Regions from separate parts of the Homo sapiens genome. Here all the other regions are linked to region 2. A link is an interaction called in ENCODE POLR2A ChIA-PET data of the cell type or tissue named here. Cell type or tissue: GM12878. All regions are shown on one strand. Links, peaks and the distances in the headings refer to the core of each region. The heading gives the core; the rest is flanking DNA. Region 1 overlaps NR2F2-AS1 (NR2F2 antisense RNA 1). Region 2 overlaps LOC112268156 (a long non-coding RNA gene). Region 3 has its middle 190 kb from the start of LINC00924.

Evidence for each region. ChIA-PET counts read pairs that join two places held together with the same protein. Peaks named below come from ENCODE experiments on the same cell type or tissue, not always from the same donor. Only the 100,000 strongest peaks of a DNase experiment are listed, where the experiment ranks them.
Region 1: POLR2A ChIA-PET joins it to region 2 with 7 read pairs; 5 of 35 experiments call an interaction of 5 or more read pairs at or near these places.
Region 3: POLR2A ChIA-PET joins it to region 2 with 5 read pairs; 2 of 35 experiments call an interaction of 5 or more read pairs at or near these places.

What each region holds. Positions count from the first base shown.
Region 1 is chr15:96,317,619-96,325,152 of GRCh38, reverse strand. The region is part of intron 1 of NR2F2-AS1 (NR2F2 antisense RNA 1); the gene reads left to right. Among named protein-coding and RNA genes, the nearest start is that of NR2F2-AS1, 5.7 kb to the left of the region's middle. In GM12878, for the core only: no CTCF peak of the experiment used is centred there; no DNase peak of the experiment used is centred there; H3K4me3 peaks cover 637 bases.
Region 2 is chr15:96,033,442-96,040,975 of GRCh38, reverse strand. The region is part of intron 1 of LOC112268156 (a long non-coding RNA gene); the gene reads right to left. Among named protein-coding and RNA genes, the nearest start is that of NR2F2-AS1, 290 kb to the left of the region's middle. In GM12878, for the core only: no CTCF peak of the experiment used is centred there; DNase peaks (open chromatin) are centred at 2,145 and 3,255; H3K27ac peaks cover 631 bases.
Region 3 is chr15:95,617,140-95,624,673 of GRCh38, reverse strand. No RefSeq gene overlaps it. Among named protein-coding and RNA genes, the nearest start is that of LINC00924, 190 kb to the right of the region's middle. In GM12878, for the core only: no CTCF peak of the experiment used is centred there; a DNase peak (open chromatin) is centred at 3,493.

The DNA of each region.
Region 1 (7,534 bases), core at 1,632-6,631, 280 kb before region 2:
ACAAATGGAACTAACGCTCTTCGGCTGCTTCTTGTCCTTGTCTTAAACAGGAATTAAGTTAAACACAGTGCTGAATGTTAATTACATGTTTACTGGCTAATGAAAATTACAAATGGTTTTGCCACCTCAAACAATGATGAAAACTCTGAAGACACTGTAATTATATACTTTGAGCAAAATAACTCAGAATATTGATCATAAGAAGTGTAAATCTTTTTTAACTATTCATTAATACCATAAATATGGGCTACAGAAGTTTTTCCTTGCGGTTTGTCTCATCAGTTATACTGAGTGGATGGATGGTGAGGCTCCTCTGGGGAGGAGGTGAACTCATTCTCTTAGTAGAAGGAGGCCACTTGTGTAACTCGGGGGTGCCCCCTCCCTTTCGCCCCCGCCCCCTTCATCCCCAGCCGAAGGTCGAGGAATAGTTGAACAGGAAGGCTGGACTCAGGGCAGGTGAAGATGATCACAGCCTGGCCTTTTCTCTCCCCTCCCTGCCCATCTCATTCCTCTCCCTTCTCCCTTTCCTGCCAGTTCTGATAGATGACTGCCTTCCCCAGCTCGGGCACCAGTGGGATAACCTGGCATTCGGGGGTTCCTAATGGAGGACCAGTTAGACCAAGAAACTCACCCCCACCCACAACCCAGCCGTGGAGCCCTGACAACTTCAATTCCCTCCTTCAGAGATGGCTCAGGCAGTTCATTGCAAAAGAAGAAGAAAAAAAAGTTAGGGATGGAGGTTGCTATTGGGTAAGGTGGCTCAGGCGGCTGAACCAGAACTGGTTTCCCTGGGTTTGGGAGCAGAAAAAATTTTTTGTTGTGGTTTTCTTTTAACTTTGGCCAAAGTTGTAGTGCTGGCAGCCACTCGGATCTAGGAGGTCAAAGGTGAGGGCTGCACTAACCCTAAACGGCTGTCCTGGCCTGGCTACAAGGCCAAACAGGCAGGGGAAAGGGGGTTTGTCAGCCTTGCAGCTTGGCACTTTGGAGGGGGCATCTGTGGAACCCATACTTGGGGGGCACAGCATCAAGTGTGGGTTTTAAGTGAAATATTGAGGATTTTTTTTTAAAAAAGTGCCCTAGGCTTGTGGGACTAGAGTCCTCTTTTTCCCTGAGAATTCCCAAGGCGCTGGTCTTTGTCTTAGAAGGAATGGAGTTTCTGAATGGTGTGAAAGGGACAGAGAGGGTCGCTTCAAATCGATTTTACTTGTCCTTTCTGTCTTTTCGGATCAACGCCCTTCAATGGGCACAGAGGTGCTCTTTCAACCAAAAACTTGTGCTACATTTTCTGCCTGTATTGGTGCTAAATACAATAAGCACTGGGCAGGGTTTTTTTTTTTTTTTTCTTTGCTCTCCAAAGCAAGAAAGCACCCTAATTAAATTGTTTTATATGGACAGTCAAGACGGACCAATTAAGTATGCATTAGTATAAAGATATAGTCTGCAGATAAGGTTGTTTAGAAAATCATGTGTAGGACAAAGGAGAGGGCGCTAGCATTTTGGAGAGGTGCCTAGACCCAGCAAGGTCATGCCCCTTCCTTCTTGGGCCCCAGGGGAATTGCAAAGGCCCGGGCCCCAGGTGAGAGGGGAACAAGCTCGCTAACAGGTGGGCGACATTGCCGGAGACTTTCAGGCCCGAAGCCCCGGCCCAAGAGTAGTGGAGTCCGAGGGTCGGGATTCCTCACATCTTACTCGGGCAACGTAGCAGACCGAGGTAGCGCTCCCGTAGGACGCAGCGGGACCCCGCAGTGCCCTACTCCAGGTCCACGGTGCGGCCCTGCAATAATGAAATCGTCTGCGCCCGGGGAAGGCCAGGAGGGCCAGGGGACACAGACGGTGTCACGGCCGCAGCCCTCTCACAGCCACTATCAGGGCAGGAGGCCTCCACCTAACAATTCCAAGCTAAGCGCTTTTTCTGATCTTAGGAAAGAGGAGGAGTTTTTCTGCGAGGAAAGTAACGCTTCCACCCGACGCCATCCGGCCCGATGGACGTCGAGGATCAGTCTCCAGAGTAGGAGAAAGGCCGACGGGTCGGAGAAAGGGTAGCAGGGAGAGCGGCTCGTCATCCAGCAGATGCAGCTCTGGGCTTCTCCACCCCCTCTCCTCCCTCAGAGGTGTGGGCGGGCGGAGAGCATCTCTCCTCGAAGGAGGCGACCCCCATAGCAGGGGCCGGGGCCTCCCCGCGTCGCGGCTCAGGGCTGTGATAGGTGGTCCCCGGGCCGAGGGGGCGCGAGCGCCGCGCGTTGCTGCTGGAAGGGCTCGCAGGGCGCACAGGGCAACCCTTAGTAGGGCGGGAGGGAGGAGTGCGGGCGAGAATTAGAGCCTGGGGAAGTGGCTGAATGTCAAAAGTAAAAGGTTGAAAAGCCAATTTTCCAGGCGCGCTTTCGCCCCCCTTAGCTGGTTGCAGGGGCCGTAAATCAGCGGCCGGCGGCGAGGGCGGGAGGAGCCCCCTCGGCGAGCTCGGCGCGGCCCCGCCCGGACCGTGCGCACCTCCCGGTGGGCCCCGAATCGATCCGAAGCCCAGCTAAGGATGTCAGCGCACTAAATATTTACTGATCACACACAAATAGCCGGGGCTCGAACGATTTTCCTCTGTGAGGAGAGCGCGGAGAGAAGGGTAAATCATTTTATTAGTGTGGATAAAGCCCAGAGCACACTCCGGGCTGGAGTGTTTTAAGATGTGTCTTCAACAGGATGAAAAGAGTTAGGGAAATCGATACCGAGTGATTAGAAGCCCCCGGGGTGACGAAGGGGGACTGGGCTTTCAGGGATTTGGCGAGGCCGAGAGGGGGGAGCAGGCCTCAAGGGGGGCGGCCCGACCACCGCCAGGGAGCTCCCGGCTCAGGCCTCCGTCCCTCCCTCCTCGACGGGAGACGCCAGGGCGCAGCGAGCTGCGGGGAGTCCACTGCGGCCAGGCTTCGTGGTGCCGGCGCCGGGTGAAGGCTGCGCGGGCCGCCGCGGGGCCGAGGGCTTGAGAGCCACTGGCTTCAAGCCGCGAGTGGCAGAGGCCAGGCAGCCGCGGGAGTGGATTGCAGGCGCGGTGTGGGAACGCCGGCAAGTCCCCCGCACGCAGTCTCTCCAGACAGCCTCGGGGATTGAAGGTGTGGCCTAAACAGGTTGCATTTCTCCTGCTGGCATTTCGGGTACTCCTCCCAGCCGCGACCCGATGCACCCTCGAACTTTCTCCCGGAGAAATCTCTACCCATCCTGTCTTTTAATATTTTTCAAGAGGTCTCAATGGCCCATCCCCGCCAGCTGCCTCTTCCTCCCACCCACTCGGTGTCAGGGGCGGCCGCCGGGTGGCGGAACCCGCTGGGGACTGCCGGGAGAGTGGGTTCCAGGTTCCCTGCTCGTGGGCAGGTGGGACGACATCTGAGGCCGAGGAGGAAGGCAGGGGGCTGGGTGACAGGCACCGAGGAAGCCCCAGGACGTCAGCGTCCTCTCCTAGGCGGGAACTCAGCTTTGGGGGTACCAGGCCACCCCCAGCGATGGAAACCCGCCCGGGGCCCTTGGCTGGGTACTGCGAACCCAAGTGGCCAAGGAGTAAAGGCTGGCAGGGCTTGACGAAGTTAGCAAGGCTTTGAGGGGAGTTTGCTGGGAGGGAGAGCAAAACCCCCAAACTCAAGCAGCGAAGCCCTGGCGCGAAAATGGCTTTTCACTTCTCCAAGCGCAAGTCTCTCTCGCTACTGTGAACAAACCTTGAGGTTCGAAACAGCTGCAAATAATCAAGTAGGCGCAAATTTCGGGAGGGGAAAGGAGGGGCAAAAGGTAAGAAAAGGGGAGAATCTTTTTCGTTTCTTCTTCCTTTTCCCGCTCCTGGCCTTTTCCTAAATATCTGCGCTCCCTAAAGCAACTGATAGCTACCTACGTTTGTTTATTTATTTAGAAAGGTTCACCCCCCCCCCACCACCACCCCCCAATTGCTCGATTTTCTTGGCAGCTTGAGGGATCCAATCCAGGCTGCCCTGCTTGGCTCTTCGGTGCAACAGGAAATGTAGCTGCAGATCCAATTAACCATTTTCCAGAAGAGAATTTCTTTTTTTTTTTTTTTTAAATGAATCCCAGTGGATTGAAGCGACCGTGTTCAGGTGTGAGGCTATCGGGTACCTCGCATTCCTTCCCCGGTAATCCTCCAATTCCTGCGTTGGAAGTTCGCAAGCCAAGCTGACCTGGAAGGTGTCAGGAGCCGGGTGTCCATTAACCCTTCTTGGTCTTGGCCAGAACGAAGGTTAACTACAGTGATCTACCAAAAAGAGACGTAGCAAAAAGGAAGCGAGGGAGGGAGGGAGCAAAGGAAGAAGGATGAAAGGAGGAAAGGGTATATTCACTCTAGTTGCCAGAATTTTAGAGCTCTGCCCTTCACTGGTCCTCTCCCACCTCCACCCTTCCTATGAAAGCAGGTTTCCATTCAGATAGACAACAGTCTCATCCATCACCCGCAGCACACTCCATGGAGATGGACTTTAGGGAATAAGAAAATATAATATAGTGAAATATTTTCTTGTATTTAACTGACCGTCTAGTCCATTTAAAAAATATTTCTAACCATGTCTACAGCAGTAGATTGCCGTGGCAGAGAGTTTTAAAAACTAAAAAAAAAAAAAAAAAAAACTAAAAAAAAATTACATGGTTTATTTAAATAAAAGCTAATTTTAGAATCTTGTCAGTAGCCACATTATAGCCATAAAATCTGGGTGAGATTAGAAAAATATATTCTGCTGGTTTCAAACCTGGTGGCTGCAGGAAGGTGTATGCACGTGGGTGTGTATATTCTGATGGTGTTAGAAGTTCCTTGATGGATTAAAGGTTCATATACTCAGGCACTAGATAGAGGCTGTCACTCATGTGTACTGGCAAAAAGGCAGAAGGCAGTACAAAAAAGAGTTTTGAATGAGCTCCTTAGAACCACCATTGTTGAAATACAAGCTGAAGCAACTTAGCTATGGTAGAGCTACCGTGGCTTGCAAAATCACAGAAAGACACTTCAAAGTAAAGCCATCAGTTTTGCAGTTTGGTAGCTTTGGCAAGGCATTTAAATAAAAGGTGAGCATCTTTTGCCTAAATATTTAAAAATTCAGGGATATGCTACTCATTCTATTTTACTTTTCAATGGATTGAAGAATTAAAGGAGAACAGGCTATAGCTAGAGATGATGGCATAAGGGGGCTCTCTGCCCATTTAACCAAGTGTGATGTGGGCTATACATGCTTTTAATGCTAATATTATATTGTAAGGCAAATCCTGCTGAGAAAGTTCCAAAGACATCTAAAGCCATGTGGACATCAGCTCATACTTAGTAGTGGACAGAGTGAGGAATTATTGTCTGGTTCTATATTTTTCTCTTTCTCAAGAGTCTGGTAATGAAATCTTTTAAATGACAGTTAATTTTTGGTATGTAAAAAAAAGCATTAATCAAATGATATCAAGTGCCAGTCATTTAAATGTGAAGGTGTTAGTAAGGCAAATACCCAGATAAATTAATATGGTTAATTAGCTGCATCAGTAGTACTCAAAGAAAATACAAGCAGAACAACAAAAGGGATCTAATTTAATTTTCTTAAAACACAAACTCAAGGTGAATTGCAGTTGGAGAAAAATAGTTTAAGGAGCGATTTCCATTCTATTGGTTTTTATAAGGTTTTTTTTGGGGGGGGGACAGTTTCAATATAAAGGAGTAAGTAGGTGGACAGAGACAGACATACTGTCATAATAGGGAAACATGCACAAATTAATTACAACCTCATTTCTCCTCTTAAAAGGCTGATTTCTTGAAAAGTTGAAGGTGCATCTTAAAAATAAATAAAGAACTTCTGTGTAAAATTAAGAGAAGACTGTTTAACTTCATATTCAGCTTCTTGACCATAGGATGTATTAGCTTGAGAATTTACAAAGTGTATTGTTTAAATAAAATTTATACTTTTCTTTTTAGTTTGAATACAAGGTAGAGAAAGATACTTTTCCTATCCATCTATTATAATTCATAATAAATTAATCAACCTTATCTAGGAGATTTCTATGTACTTGACTGAGGTAAATGGATTGAGAGGAAGTCACTTTAAATAGTTTAAAGCAAAACTGAGAACATTAAAGGAAGGGAATATTGAATTCAGTGAAAAATGTCACATTGGTTATTTCTTGGCAGAACCACATCACATCACCGTCAGGGAGAAGAAGATAGCAAAATTGGGGAAGCCTATTTCTGTGTAGAATGTATGTTAATAACTTATTTACTTCTAAAGGTATGTTGCAATTTCTTTGCATATACTTTGTTGCCACATTACCAAGTAATTAAAAAGATGCTACTATTGTGATATTTAAGTAGTGAGGATTTTAAAGATACTTTTCTTCTTAGCCTCCTCTGAGTGATAAAGACTTATGCCTATTTACTCATTGATTTTCTTACATGTGATTTTGGTTAATTTAATGGCTTTTAAAATTAGATACTATTTTGCTAAAGTCTACACTGTATATAAATTGAAAACAAATTCAAAAGTATCAAATCTTTTTCAGGAATTGCAATTTGAATGTTCAGTTATTGAAGAGCTACTATTTCAACCCCCCAGGTTCTATTAAAAACAAACAACTAAACCTGTTCTTCTTTCCTAACAACTCTTAAAATTGCAACTGACATGGCTGTGGATGAATGAATATTTAATATGAGTCTTTAACCCTCCTTTCCTATTTACCCTGGAAATGCCTTTAATTTGTCTTTTATGCTTACGTATTTTAAAAAGCATTAGTCAGTATACAAGAATTATTCACTCCCTTTTTAAAATCAGTGAATAAAAATTCTAATTATAGAAAAGAGGTGTGATGTTTATTCTGAAGTTTCAGTAGCATGCTAAGGTTTTTAAAATAAACTAGAAGAAACACTATCCTAGATAAATTAAAATAGGGCAGTTGTTGGGTAGGGTTTACATTCATATCCTTCTGCCTTTTTGCTTTTGGTACAAAGATATTTGGGTTTTTGTCTTCACATACTGTCTATTGTTAACAGAGTGAATTTTTGAAGTTAAAAATATTTTCAAATTGTCTCGCCTTTATAGTCGAATGCATTATTAAATTGAAAAAATAATATTCACTTTTGTGTTCAAATTGGTATGTCCAGGCAATAATGAGAAAGGTATGTTCTGTAAAATGTCTCCTCCCCTAAAAAACAAAACACATAAACATTACATAAATTAAGCTCAAGAGAAAAAACAATTCTTAGGATTCAGTGTGTTTGAACAGTGGAGCTCTTAATAAGTTTTTAAAATTTTTTTATTTTTAAAACCTTAACTATCTTCTAAGATGGGACACTTCAGTTTTACAGTTTTATATACTTTTTGAATTTAAAAGCAAATTTTAACATTGCAGGATTTTTGAAGCGCAGAGAGATTTGAAAAATAAGCCTCCAAAATAAAAGACAGACAAGTGACAGGGCATGATGTCTTGCCTAAGTTTTTATGGACGTTACAAAAGTTTTCTTTTAAAAATTACAATAACATGCTTTTTCGTCAAGTACAAAATAAGATAGGAGGGAAAAAAAATGAAGAAA
Region 2 (7,534 bases), core at 929-5,928:
AAGTAACAGACCGCAGGTCTTAAGGCAGATTCACTAAGTAGCAAGGTTAAAATTTAACACTCGGTCCCCATGATCCCCCAGTTTTTTGCTCCTTCTTAATCACCATACAACTGATATTAGAGTGAGTAGCTTTAGGCATTTACTAGAATGTTTGATATTCAATGAAAAAATTCTGAAGGTGCATGGACCAATAAATATTGTGAATATCCATGTGAAGTTTGTCACTCCCCCAAAATTTCATTCCTCTTCCCATCCTTTCCATTCCTCTTCCCTGCTGCTCGTGCTCTCTCTTTTTCTACCAGATGACAGATGACTAAACAAAATAATAAAATGTGAAGCAAGTTCTGTTTTGCCCATGGAGGTGGAAAGTGAGTGTGTATGATCCGTTGGAAGAATTTGGAGAAGATTCTCTAAGAATTAGGAAATCGTTACCTGACTGAATAAAGCATGTAGAATTATGATTATTATGCAGATGTGTATCTTGTTCCTGACAAACTATAATATAAAGCAAGTGTTCTGAAAATATGTTAATGAAAAGAAGAAAGTTACACAGGATGAGAAATTCACTTTCGCAATGCTTAATGTAAAGCTGATTATAATATTGAAGTCAAAATTAATTCAGTCTTAAGTCATTCAGATAATTGAATAAATAAAATTTATATTTAATCTGATGTAATTAGCATGTTTTTATATATCAATTTCAACAGAAGAAAGAAAAGTACCGCCCACTTTATTTTCCTATGGATCTGGGGTGGCAAAATAAATTTTCATCTCGTGTGTCTGCTACAGTCTCCCAAATGATTAGTTATTTATTCCTTGTCTGAATTTGCTGACAAGGTCACCCTCAGACCTTTGCAGGTGGCAGTTGAGAGAACTTCATAGTCACCTGACCTACTTCCAAGCTGTACCGTCTACATGATGCCCAGACACATTCGACTTCCCTCTTGACTTTCTCACTTGTTCTCCTTGCCTATTTATTCTAATTTTCATGTTATCTTGGTGTATTAGAGCTATAACTCATGTTAACTCTTTTTGAGAATATAATAGAGTGAAATAAAAATATAATGTAATAGACACTGTAATAGGTTTTCTGCAGATTACTTGAGCCTGGAGTGTCCCTGGTATGGCAAGGTTTCCAGTGGTAAAGAGCTAGATAAGATTTTAATCCCATCCAACAGGGGTGATTGATTCTAATCACCTCAGTTCTGTAACATTTTATGCAATGGTATAAGTCATGTAACCAAGCAAGTATTGGTGAATGTTTATATGTTCCAGATGTATCTATTTGTAGCCACTCCTATTTAAAATGTCCGGTTGGGTCCCAGATCAGAGAAACAATTATCATTATCTACAAAATGTATGCAATGCCAATATACTTTGAACAATAAGTACTAATAATAATACAGATTTCAAATGTAATATTCTTTGAAGTAAGCAAAATAGACAACTTGACCGTGCCTGTCAGGTTCTGGGGAAGAAAGTGCCCTGTACAACCATCTTGTTTTGCTTCTTTCAAACAATGTCGGAAGTTGAGGTGATAGCAGCATCAGTAGAACCTTTCTTTCATAGCTTAGTGTGAGTTTATTTGATCTTGAGGGGCCCATCTGGATATTCACCAGAGAAGTCTGCCTGTCTGCAAATGAACATAATTTTGTGTGTGGGCTGGTACAGCGTGGGCTACCACGAGCATGGGGACTGCAGCAACCTTTGGCTCGGGTGCATGTGAAGCAGGTGCTGGGCAGTAGGGAGGAGTTAAAACATCGCTTGGAATGTTCCGGCGAGGTATCATCATGTATGGGCTTAATAAGACGCCATGACAGCAGAGGATTCTTACTCTGTGGGAGCTGACTCTAGTCCCCTGTTAGGAGATGGCAGGAGCAGCTATTCACACATACTTGTGAAATAAAACTAAGTTACACTCACACAGAGCCGTAGTGACTATAAAGGCAGTGTACACAGCTAGACGCTTTTAACTGAAAACACAAATTTTAACAGAATGTTGGTAAAGACATGGAAAATGTAGTTTCCCCATTTCTTGTAAACGTGGTTTCAGCTCTCACATCTATCCTATCCTGTATCTGTCTACATAATGCCTGTCACATGTCCACCTTGAAATCCACAGGGTATTGTGGGTGGATCTGAGAACTGCTAGAGAAAATTCTGAGATGGAATCACAATGGCATGATGACTCATTTTTCTTTATGTGTATCTGTCTTCAATTTCTTTTTCTCGTGGCAGAGTTTTAAGGGGTTACTGGTATCAGGTCCTGAATTCATTTGCTAAAGGTAGCTGCGGGATTTCAGAAAAAGCAGTTATTAAAAATAGTTGGACATTACCAGGAGAAACATCACTCAGGTCTCCAGTGGTTGTGGTTCTGCAAAAGTGTGGAGCTGTGTTTGATTTAAAATAACCAAATCTTTTTCTGGAAGTGTGTGCAAAGCTAGAAAGTAAGCTTGTAGAGAAGAAGGCATATTTTTGTATATTTTTGGGCAATGCAGTACCAAGTTATGGTATTGGAGTGGTCATGTTTACTAACTACTGGGAATGAATTTCTCTTCCTAAGCTATACATGACTTGATGTGTTGCTGAATTAGAGGACTGGAGTCCAGGGACCATGGACTTGATTTTCTTTGCATTATATCACTACACCCTCTATTGCTAGCTACAGGGGCGTGTGTGCTGTTGCTGGGCAATAAATACCCATGGCATTAAACATACTGACAAAACTAAGGATGGAAAGAACAGAAAGACATATTCACATCTTTAAAAGTGTATAAGAATTAAACTTCTCTATAATATTTTTCTAGCAACTGCACATTAGAATTAGAAAGACAAGCAACCACTTTAAATTAGAATACACGTTTGTTTTCCCCCGCAGGGAAATGAAGTCAGGGGGTGCTACATACCTTCTCTGTTCTGAAATGGACACATTTATTTCTCAGTAAATAACTTTTTTGGGGGTAAAATTACATTGGCCACTGTAGAATTCAATGCTTTCCTTCTGCGTATTTTTTTTCAAAACATTAATATTTTCTCTGCCAACCTTTGAATTCAAATGGGTGTTCTCATGGCTTTGGAGCTTTTGTTTGCATCATTAGAAATCCTTTTAAAAATGGGTGAATTAATTTGGTGGAATTAGGTTAACAAGTCATATCTGAAGCGCACTGGTTTACATTGTGGTTTGTGGTGAGTTTAAAGGCGGTTTCGTGAGAAAACTCCAAGTGCTGAAAGCAAACCTTTCTCAGCCCATAGTGTCTTGATGTACTAAGCACAGAATTTCCTTTTGTGGTCTAGGGTGACCTGGCATTGGATAATAAATATCTGTCAAAAGATTTCCTGAGGTTGACTGGAAGCATCATTGACACTTGAAGTTGTTGCTTTCACAGCATTATACGGTGAAACCGGAAAACTTTTCTTTTTAGTATATTGAAGTCACGTCTCTTTGTAATTATCTCCTAATAGACAATAATCATTTAATCCCCTATTAACTCGAATACTCACACCTCTTTTTGTTGTGTGGTCCAAGAAGTTATGCATAATAACTTCTGCATGAATCTTGCATTTCTTTGTTTACTCTTTTATTATCGTGTTTGTCCAACATTTGGAGAAGAAAAAACAAAAACAAAACAAACCGATGACTCCCCAGTTATCAAAAAAAGTCTTGTTAGAAGTTTGAGAAAGAAACACTCACACACACACACACACACACACACACACACACACGCCCCACACGGAAAGCCACAGCATGCTCACATTAACTGTGGAAACTGTTTTCCATTAATGTGTAATCAAGAAGCAGGCAGGCCATTTACTTTGAAAAATAAAATAAGAAACCAGTTGCCCTCCCCTCCATGCCCTTCCAGATTAGACTAAGCCCCCACATTCGACAACCTGTTTGTCAAACTTAGCCTCTCAAAGAATAAATTCCCTTTTTTGTCGCAGAACCAGTAACAAATCAGGAGGGGTGGATTTTTTGTAATGAGTTAAAATATTCCAAAAGCTTAAGGCTTCCATTGCAGTTGACCTTTAAGGCATGTTGCAGCAACAAAGTTAATTCACTCTGCACATGTTGCACAGCAACAGGTGGTAGACAACCACGGGGCCTGTGTGCATTCCTCCGTTTGCAAACCCCTGGCCCCTGGTATTCTGGGATTTACACTACCTCCCCCAGGCCCTGACTGACAAGCTAATCGGTGTGCTGGGAAGCGCTGAGCTATTGATTCCACTGTAACAGAACACCACCCTGTCAATGAAACTGCAATGAAATGCTTCAGCAACGAAGAAAGGGAGGCATTCGACTGTTGAGCAACTGGAAGAAATTTGCTTGTAGGTAGTGCGGCAGAAATGAAAAAGCTCTCCGGAGCAGGGCCTTGAAAAGCCAGGTTATTAAAAAAGCCACAAAGCTGGAGTCTGGCTGAGTGGAGAAAAACAGTTATGGTTCAGTTAGGCGTATCTAAAAGAAGAAGGGAGGAGGGGGTGCAGCTTTCAAAATTGCATTAATCCCTCGAGTACTTAATTTCTTTTCTTTTATGGAAGCTTGTAGTATAGCAACAAGTATTCAAGCAGTTAATAATTTTAAACAGTTTAGCTTACCTTAGGCAATATATCTTTAGCCTTAATTAAAATTTTATTTTAGTAGGAAAAATATTAAAATGACATTAAGATCTATCCTCTATGATGGGACATATATGATAATATGAATATCTTATTAGACAAACTATTATTAAACAGTGGCTGGCATTTTCTCTCCTGAGTTTGACTTTAGTTGTCTGAAACGCCGTCACCATTTCTTAATAATGTCTCGATAGCTTCCTTCTGAAATATTTGAAAGTGCCACATTAATTGGAAACAGAAGCCAAATGCACATCCCATTTTTAATACATTGATGGGAGATCCATAAACCACACCTAGGTACTGGAAATTCATTGAGAGGGGTAGTCTTCTCACAGAAACAGTATTTGTGTAACCCCAAGTATTCATCACAAGCCACCAAACAACTTGATCTTGGTCATCCTGGTTAAATATTTTACACGGAAAAAAAATCACTTCTTTTACAGTCACAATGCTAAAGAAGAGATATAGAAGCTAAAACTGCTATATTTGCAACTTGCATAAGCTTTATCTACCTGTTATGTAGTCATGTGTGTGCCTGTGTGTGTGTGTGTGTGTGTGTGTGTGTGTGGGCGGGTGTGTGCATTCCCGAGTTTCTCTGGAAGTGCTTAAAGAGTTAAGCAGTTGGGTCTCATCAGTGTAAGGAATCTTAACGACAAAACAAATCTTCGAAAATTACCTCCAACCTGAAACTACACAGAAAATAACCATCAATTTTCATCTGTATTTCCATCTTTCATCTCTACATCTAGTACTGATCACTGTGGCATTGAAGTGCTCCTTCAAACTAATTAGATTAATTTCAATTTCTATTGTGTGTGAGAAGGACACACTTATCATCTCCCTCCCTGCTGAACCCAATAATTGATTGGATGGTGGCAGATTGGTAAGATCCTCCTCCTGCCAAGATGAAGGAAAGTCTGGATCAGGGGGTTATTGAGGATTCATTTTTTGAAGTCGGAGTTGTTGATTGTACTTGTGACTTTGAGGATGGAGTCTTCCAGTCTGTGGCATCTTTGCTCTGTGAAGAATTGGCTGTGCTGTGCCTTCTAAATATAGTTTGTGAATATGCATGCTTCAGTGGGCCATGAGGCACCTGGGAAACAGGAGCAGGGCAGACGTGTGTCTGTTGGCAAGAGTGGAAGGGGAACCAAGGGGAAGGGGCACTTAACTTGGAGTGAGGAGGTGTGGGTTTCTGTGCCGATTCTGTTCCTAACCAGCTGACGTCTTGAGACATTTACTTATCCTCAAAGGACCCAATTTTTTAAATCTATAAAATGGAGGAGGATTTATTCAATAAATATTCATGGAACCTAGCCACCATACAGCATGAACTGTGATAGGTTTTGAGGATTCAAAAGTGAGCAAAAAAGAGGGAGAGCTATGTCTTGAGCTGAGACGTGATAATTTAATGTCCAGGCAGAGCAAAGGGAACGTGCAAGGGAGGCAGGTGGGGAAGTGCACAGGACTGGAGGACGTACAAGGGAGGAGCAAGGGCAGCTTGCAGTGAGAGAAGGCTGCAGAGGGAGGCATATGGTAAGGGGATGGGGCGTGATCAGATTTGGGTTGGCAAAAGATTTGTCAAGAACTTGGTGGAAGAGACCAAGAGTGGAAATGGGTCAAGCAGGGGGCAGCTATGATAGTAAACCAGTCAAGAGAGGATGGGCATTACCTGCCTGAGAGCCTGGTGGGGAGGATGAGCAGAATGAAGAGATGCTCAGGAGACACTCTTGACAGCATATGGTGATGAGTCAGGTTTAAGATTCTAGAACATGTCCCCCAGTTTCTGGCTGGAATTACCCAGTGGACGGTGAAGTCACTCACAGACTGGGGACACTGGACTGGGACCAGATTTGTCATGCTCACAAATTTGGTTCAGGACACGAGTTTGAGAACAATTTGATTCACCAGAGAGGATGATGAGATGACCCCTAAACTCTCCAACACCTTTAAAATTCTATGATTCGCTCAGATGAATTTGTTGTAGGGAAGTGTATCCTGGTCACATTTGGAAGGTGGCATCAGGTAGTGGAAATATATCAGCTTTTATCACAGATGGGGCCCTAACCTAATTTGGCTGTTTTCTGGCTGAGGGATGTTGGTCTAGTTAATTTATCTCAATGTCAATTTCCTATTACGAATCAGGGCAATGCCCCTCCCTTTCATGGTTAACATGAGCATCAGAGATAAAGTGTACATTTCCTGCATGTCCCCAGACACAAGGAAGAGTTAGAATTTTTTTTAAAGAACTCGTTCCAAAGTTTGTTGTGATGAGATATTCATCCATACTGTCCTGTGTCAAAATAAACAATATATTATTCCAGACGATGGGGGTGGAATAATATATAAAATAAAATCTACTTAATAAGTGATTGTTCGCAGATAACAGTGACTATTTAACAACCCGGCTACCAGTTTGTTCAAGGGTCTTCTGTTCTATGTGTGGGGCTCAATGGAGTCAAGTTACAACACAATATTCTCCAGAGAAAATTCTTGAGTCTCTCTGATGAGGTTTCTTTTTGGCAGTAGTGGATAAGTAAGTTATATTCTCCCATGGGTGCTTAGGAAGGGTAGTTCCTGGAAGATGGCTGTGGTGCCACACACATACATCCCTCTCATACAAGAACACATGTCCTCATACCACCAAGACAGACTGATGGTGCTATAGGAAGAGGCTTCTTTCAGTTCTTGTATGTGTGTGTGATCATTCAAAATCTTGGCATTTAACTACTTTTATTAAAATATTGCCCAGTCTACCTCACAGCAGATCAACATTCACCATTTAGTTACCAAATTAAACTTCTTATGGCCATCCATGACTGTCAGGAGACAAGAGGGCGAGAGGTGTTCTATCATAGAAGTGTGAAGCTAAGGTCAAGATCTCACTTTTAAACTTTCCTTTGGAAAAATGCAAGGGAATTTT
Region 3 (7,534 bases), core at 1,254-6,253, 420 kb after region 2:
GTTGTTATCCCAAGAAAGTAATGGCATAGCATTATTAAAATATCATTACTTTCTGTGGGGAAAAGTAAGAAAATGCTTTTATTTAATTTACCATTAATGAGGCCACCTGGAGATGTGCCCAAAGGACCTGGGACTTCTGTTTCAGATGATGAGAAAACTTCCAGATCTTGATAGGACTCACTATCAAAATGTTGTGGGAGTGTTGGGGGACTTGAGGCCACCCTGTCATTTTTCACCAGGGCCTTACTTCTTCTGTCTCAACTGTCCTCATCTTCAGAGGATGCAGAATTCAGGCCATAGGGCTAGAGAAGGGATATTTCTGGCCTGACCCAACCCAGGACAGCCTGAAACGTTTACAAGAAAGTTTGTTTTTAGGAAATTTCCAGTCCAATTATGCTCTCCCTGGAGATGTGAATAGTTCAGATAGCATTCAGATAAGCATCCACAATGTTGGGAACTTCCATAGAAAACAGACCAGCATAGAATTTTTTGAGGCTTGGCCTTCTCTGGATAAAATAGCTCTTTCAGGGTGAGGCAGCCTAGCCTGGTGGTCTCAGGATAGAGGTTAGCATCAGGAGATCCTGAGCGTTATGATTCCTGCTTCCTCTCTGGCTTGATGGGTGGCCTGAGGAATAAAATGAGAGCCAACCTCTGGATTTGAGACAAAGGGACCAATAATGATCAATATCATATTCTTTGACTTGATTAATTGGTGTGACGAATGGGTCTAAAAAGAAAATCACTTTCCAGCCTAAAATGTATACGTGAGATTCACGGGCCAATCGTTTGGGGTGTGCTGAAATCACTCTGAACAGAATTCTGCCTTTTCCATTAACCTCTACAGTTATCTAAGATTCCTACAGTGGCTTGAGTTCTTTATGGCCTCTGGTCAGTGGCAACTTCTACTTTGGGATGGCAATTTTAGATCAACATGGTACCTAATTTTGGCTGATGTAATTAATTAATCTTCATTCATTTTAGAGAACAGCAGTTTCCATGATCTTGAGGAGAAAACTCAAATGTTGTGGCCTGACTTTCAAGTACCTTTGAGCTCTAATTTCTGCTTATCATGCCAAACTCATCTCGAGCCACATATTAAACCATTTGACACCAACTATGCATTTTTTTAGATTCTACTTCCATGCCTCACCCTCCGATGCTCTCCGGCAATCCAGTATTACCTTACTGTAGCACTGCATCATTTTTCAAATTGTTTGGCAACTATCCATTTGTCCACAGATGGTATGTAATTAAGGTTAAAAGCATGGTTTTTGAAGTCATCCAGGCGAGAGTGTAAACTGTGCACTCCCACATGGCACAAAGGTCTTGCCCTAACACTGTTCTGAGAGACTGGACCAAATTTAACTTGGCTTCCACCTGCACTAGGCTATGTCCATAACAGGGATTCCCAACCCCATGCTGAGTCTTTGCTCATGGAAATATATGCTGCCAAACCATGCAAAGCACATCTTCTATCATTTTCCATTCCCCCCCACACCTGGCTCCCAGTCTCTTTTTTTTCCTCTTTTTAAAATTTCCTCATAACCTTTTTTTGTTTTCTTTTTGTTTTCCCTTTAATAACCTTAGTCATCTTTATCTTAGTTGACATTGAACTCAGCTTATACTGGAGTTTCTGTCTCCTGTTGCAGTAGTCTGGATAAAATCTGTCTTGCCTCCTTTAATACATGACTGGTGCTGTTTCTCTTCAATAAGATTGGAATCTTAGGTCTGCTGCTTCATAGTTAACAGGTCTTCAGGAAATTAACTCCTCTAAGCCTTCATTTTGTCCACCTCTAAAATGAGAATAATTATGCTTATCTCACAGGGATAAAATGAGGATAAATACATACAGTTAGTCCAGGTCCTGGGACTTAGTAAGCCCTTAATATACTATAGTAATTCTTAGTATTCTATGTCCCTGTCTGGGTGGATCTCAAGGGATCTACCATGTGTTTTATTCTACCATGTCTCTCATTGCTGAGTTCCTGGCCTGCCAAGGTACCCAATGGTGCCTTCACTGCTTTCTTTTTTCTTTTCTTAGACAGAGTTTCGCTCTTGTCACCCAGGCTGGAGTGCAATGGCACGATCTCAGCTCACTGCAATCTCTGCCTCCCAGGTTCAAGTGATTCTTCTGCCTCCGCCTCCCAAGTAGCTGAGATTACAGGCATGTACCACCATGCCCAGCTAATTTTGTATTTTTAGTAGAGATGGAGTTTCACCATGTTGGCCAGGCTAGTTTTGAACTCCTGACCTCAGGTGATCCACCTGTTTTGGCCTACCAAAGTGCTGGGATTACAGGCATGAGCCACCATGCCCAGCCTGCCTCCACTGTTTTTTGTGCCCAAATCTTACCCAAGGTTTTCTCCAAAGCATCTTCACAGTTTTATTTCTTTTCCTGTTCATGTGCCTCTCTCCTAGGCCTTCCTCTTTCTACTCTATGGTGGCTACTTGGTGGCCTTTTGATTTCACAGAGGAGGACATAACTATAGTATGACTTTTGCCATCAGGTACTTTAATCAACGAAGAGGGTTCCATACACCTAATTTGATCTTTGCCCTGGAAGTTTTTTTATCAAATGAAATGTTCACCTAGCACTTGTCCCTCCAAGTGTTGTTAACCTCATCTCCACAAGTCCTCATATTCTCCAACCTTATAGGGCCTGGAATATCTGAAATCACCCTATTCCTTTGCATTGCTGCCTTCAAACTGGCATTGTTTTTCTCTTGAGCTCATCTCATTCTTATAATATCTTGCCAAATTCAATTAAGAGCAGCTAAATATTGTTTTCCAAAGTCTTCTCCTATTTCAATAGGTAGCATCCGTCTCCCAAATGAACATGGGTAACAGGCTTTCTATACATATGTTTTGAAATGTTTAAAGTTACTTCTTTTGTATTATTTTATTTTTAACTGACAATAATTGTATACATTTTAAGGTATGATGTGATATTTTGATATATGCGTACATTTAGAAATTATTAAATCAAGCAAATTAACATATCAATCACTTCACTTATCTTTTGTGTTGAGAACACTTAAAATCCACTCTTTAAGCAGTTTTGAAATGTATAATACATTGAGCATTGCATGACAAGCAGCTCCATATTTTAATATTTCCCAAATATGATATTCATTTTCTCACCTTCTTGCCCCACTGCTCAGCCAATGGCAATTATTCTTAGTTTTTGTTGTGAGTAATTCTCACTTCTGTTTCCAATTTCTGTATTAATCAGAATAGGAAAGGCTGTACTGTGGTAATAAACTTCCAGCTCTCAGTGGCCTATCACATGAAAGATAGTTTCTTTCTTGTTCAAAGTCCTCTGGAAGAGAAGCAGCTCTCCAGGGTGGAACACTTCTCCAGGAGGATTGAGGGACTCATGTGGCTTATACCTGGTTATATAGCTTCTGGGACACACATCTTTCAAGGCCTCTGTGGTGGGAGAAGGATGGGTATGGAGAACTCACACCCTTGCTTATAAACCTCCAACTGAAAGTGAAACTGTTATTTTTACTCACTATTGGCAAGAATCTCATACTTCAACCTTCCCTGAAGAGGTTGGGAAATATGGGGCATAAATGTGCTCATCTGTGTAGCATGAGCCCTTCCGCTTTGTCCTGTCTCCCTTTCTGCCTGTTTCCCTTTCTCTCAGCTTGCCAGTTGAGAAAGTATTCAGCATTCTACCTTTTTAGACACCTTTGTCTATGCACATTCAGAAGAATGAGATGGGACCAGATGATAAACTCACTGTTTATGTGAAAAAGAAAAACTGTCTTCAAGCTTCAATCTGGAAGGAAATAATAGCAAGAGAAAATTATTCAAAACAGAACATGAGTAGTGTTATCTGGAGTGAGCTATTGCTGTCGAGCACTGATTCTACATCCACAAAGGAGGTTTATTTATGGGAGTAAAGGATTGTTGGTGGGGTTTGTTTTGCTTTTTTTTTTTTTTTTTTTTTTAAAAAAAGACTAATACCTAGGCCTAATCCTGGAAATCCCAATTTAGTAATCCAAGGTGAGGCTCAGATTTCAACATGTCTCCAGGTAGTTTGGATGATCAGCTAGGGTGAGGGACAACTGGACACAAGATACTCAGGAATACTTCGTCACTGGTAGAGGACCTAGTGTAAAGGGGTGAGAGGTTGAAAATGTTGGTGGGAAAGTAACAAGATATTTAAAGAGGCAGACAACATAACAGTCGGTCAATGGGAAGGTGGGTGGTCTAGCCATAAAAAGAAAGAAGATGGCTCTTCATCTGCAATGGAAGAGATGACACAAAGAAGAAATTGTGAGACACACACCCCTTGGCAGCCTCAGACTTTCCAGTCGCCACTCACTCATTTATTTAACATTTATTGAGTAGCACTAGCCATCAGCCAGGTAGTCTGCTAGGGTCCCACAAATACAGTGCTGGACAGGACTGCCATCCTGTCCTTGGGAGGCTCCCAGCCAGTGGGCACTCAAGGTAAGAACACACCGTGATGTGTGTGGTGACAGTGGGAGAACATGGAAGGGAAGTGACTGAACCAGGAAAGACTTCTGCAAGGAAGGGAATCTTTTCCGAAGCTTTAAGCGTAAAATAAGTAACAGGTGCTACCCTCTTAAATATTTTCTGAGACAAATGAGGTATGCAAACAAACAGGGCTGAATGTTGGCCTCATTGTCCACAGGGTGCTATAAAGAACGCAAAGACGGAAGCAGATAGACCTGGACAGCAACACCAGCCTCAGCATTAGCAGTGCGTCCTGAGCACCACTAATGCTGGTCCTCCACCAGCTTGCTCCACCAGCCTCCGTTTCCTCAGTTATACAGTGAGCATGTGAACACCCTCCTCTCATGGGTCGTTCTTGAGGAATGGATGCCATTGCCTGCCTTCAGCAGCTAGCACCAAGTTTGGTTTAATGCCAGTTCTCTTCTTCTCTTTCCTGCCACTCATCACTGTCTTACCAAAATAGGGATACTAATGCTGATAATAGTATTAACACCATTATTAGATATGACTTCTACTACTAATAGTGTAAATATATTATTTTTGCACAACAGTCTACAACTGACACCATACTCTCACGCACATCACCGTTCTGAAGTTACTATCGCCTATTCTCCTTTTCCCTTCCTACCTTTTTTGTTGTCTTTGGAACAGTATTGAGTCTGCCTTAAGGTATACTTAAAATAATATAAGTGAATGAATTAAAATTAACTTGAAAAAAAAGTATAGTGAAAAAGTGATACCAATAAGATTGGCCACAATGTATTTACTGATCCTCTGGGCAGATTTAAGAGTTAGCTTTCAGCTTCCTAGAAGCCAAAGTGAAGAGAAATATTTTCAGATACATAGTTTATAGCATCCATGAAATAAGTAATCACCAGTAGCTTTGGCGATTTTCAACTATTATTGGTACTAATTTCAGACAGGTGTTTCTCCCTGGGAGTCTCATAGGGGAAAGCTGTACACCTGAGTGAACAATATTCAAGGCAACCTTTTGACGGATGAGCAAGAGCAATGCTGGGCTACTTTCTCCGAGATTCCCAGTGTGCACTGATGGTTGAGAGAAATTATCTTAGGGAAGAGAGAAAGATGGTGTAATTTAATTACCAATGGTCACCTTATTTGGCTTGACCAAAGGATAGATATAATATAGAATTTGGGGAGAATGAAAGCTGTGTGTTCTCTAAACATTCCCCGATGGACTTTCCGTGATTGTTAAATGACAGTGTGCTCAAGATACATCTATGTGGTAGCTTACGCATATTTGTTTTCTAAATGCAGCTTTTCCAACTAAAAATCTTGGAATCTTTCCATCAGGAAGTGTAAATTCTATTGGAGGCTCATGATGAAGTCACTTTGGCACTCATCAGTTCCCATTCCTTCCTGATTTACCTTCGGTCCCATGGCAAGGAAAGCACTTAACGTCACCCTTCCACCCTGAAGTGTAACTGGAAGGTTACCTGAGAAATGTGTATAGGATGTTTCCCCTAGCGCCTAGCACAGTGCCTCAGTGATCCATCAGCTATCCTCTAGGTATTGTGGTTGTTTCAAGAGTTGATTTGATTTTCTTGCAGCATTTGTAGTTTAATGGTGCTTTTAAGTAAACATTTTTTTAACAGTATTTAAAAAGGGGCCTAATTGAAATCCATCTGGATTCAGGTAGGCCCTTCAGACCCCTAATGCTTAGCTAATCAGCCGATCATTGGCACAGTGGATTGCGACTGCTCTCTTGCAGAGTAGCCTCTGAATGGCTATGTCTCATTGAGCAAATGCCCACTTGGCAATGCTGTGGCCCTCGCTATGTCAGGATGTTCTCAGCAGCAGGAAGAACCAACTGAAACACACATGTTTCAGCATGAGATGTAGCAAATCACCAGTGGTGGTGCTGACTCTACCACCACACATGGTGTCCCATGTCCAAGAACAGGTTTCCCAGGCACACAACCAGTATTCTCTTCAGCACACAGAAAATAGATCCCCAGCTAATCCCTTAAGATAAGTCTCTACAAGAGGAGATTTAATATGTCATCCATGGGCAATTCCACAATTGCACACACTCCACTCACCTTTTTTCAACTCTTGTCTTCAGATGCTGTGGGAAGCAGCAGATGCCAGACCACCACAGAACCCCAGGCAATCAAGCATGACAAAGTCCGAATTCATGCTCATCGGTCAGTGTCCTGGGTCTTAGTATAGGCGTAAGGGCCTGTACTCTGGAACCAGGCTGCCTTGGTTCTGTGCGGTCAGGGATTCCCTAAGCCAGTTACTTTACCACTCTGTGCCTCAAGCCCAATTTGTAAAACTAAAGATGGTAAACATATAGGGTTGTTGAGAGGACTAAATAATTGGATACGGGTAATTCGTTTAGAACAGCATCTGACACATATTTTACCAGGCTTCCGTTATTAAAAGTTGTGGTCTTGAACTGCTACAGAGATTCTGAGATTTACAGAGTATACCAGAGATGACCCTGGGGGGCAGCCAGCTCTCCTTTTTCTCCCCTAGGAATCCCAAATTAGGTGCAGCTTCAGAGGACCTCAGAGCTTTAAACTCCCTGAACAAAGGGTAAATAAACAATTTAGTTTTCTGTGCTAAATCCCAACTATATATTAAGTGTTTTATGTATAGGTTCACCTATAATCTTTCCGTTTACCTGTGAAGTAGGCACTATTATCCCCATTACTTAAGGAAATTATCTTTCTCCAGAGAGAGTATGATTACCACACTGGGCTTTAATACTCTTCTCGCTACCAGTATTGTAAACTATAGAATGCCTTGACAGTAAACTGGAGGATGCCTCATTCAAATTGAATCTCAGATTTAAAACATTAAATGAGATTTTAATATAAGCCTATCCCAGAGGTTGCATGGAACATACTTATGATAAAATATTATTCACTTTTTAATCTGAAATCAGAATTTCACTGGCTGTACTGAATTTTCATTTGCTACATCTGGGACCCTAACTACAAGGAAGTGTCTTCTGGTTGCCAAGCACTGAGCTTAGCCCTTTATACAGTTTATCACATTTAGATCATACAAGAGCAAG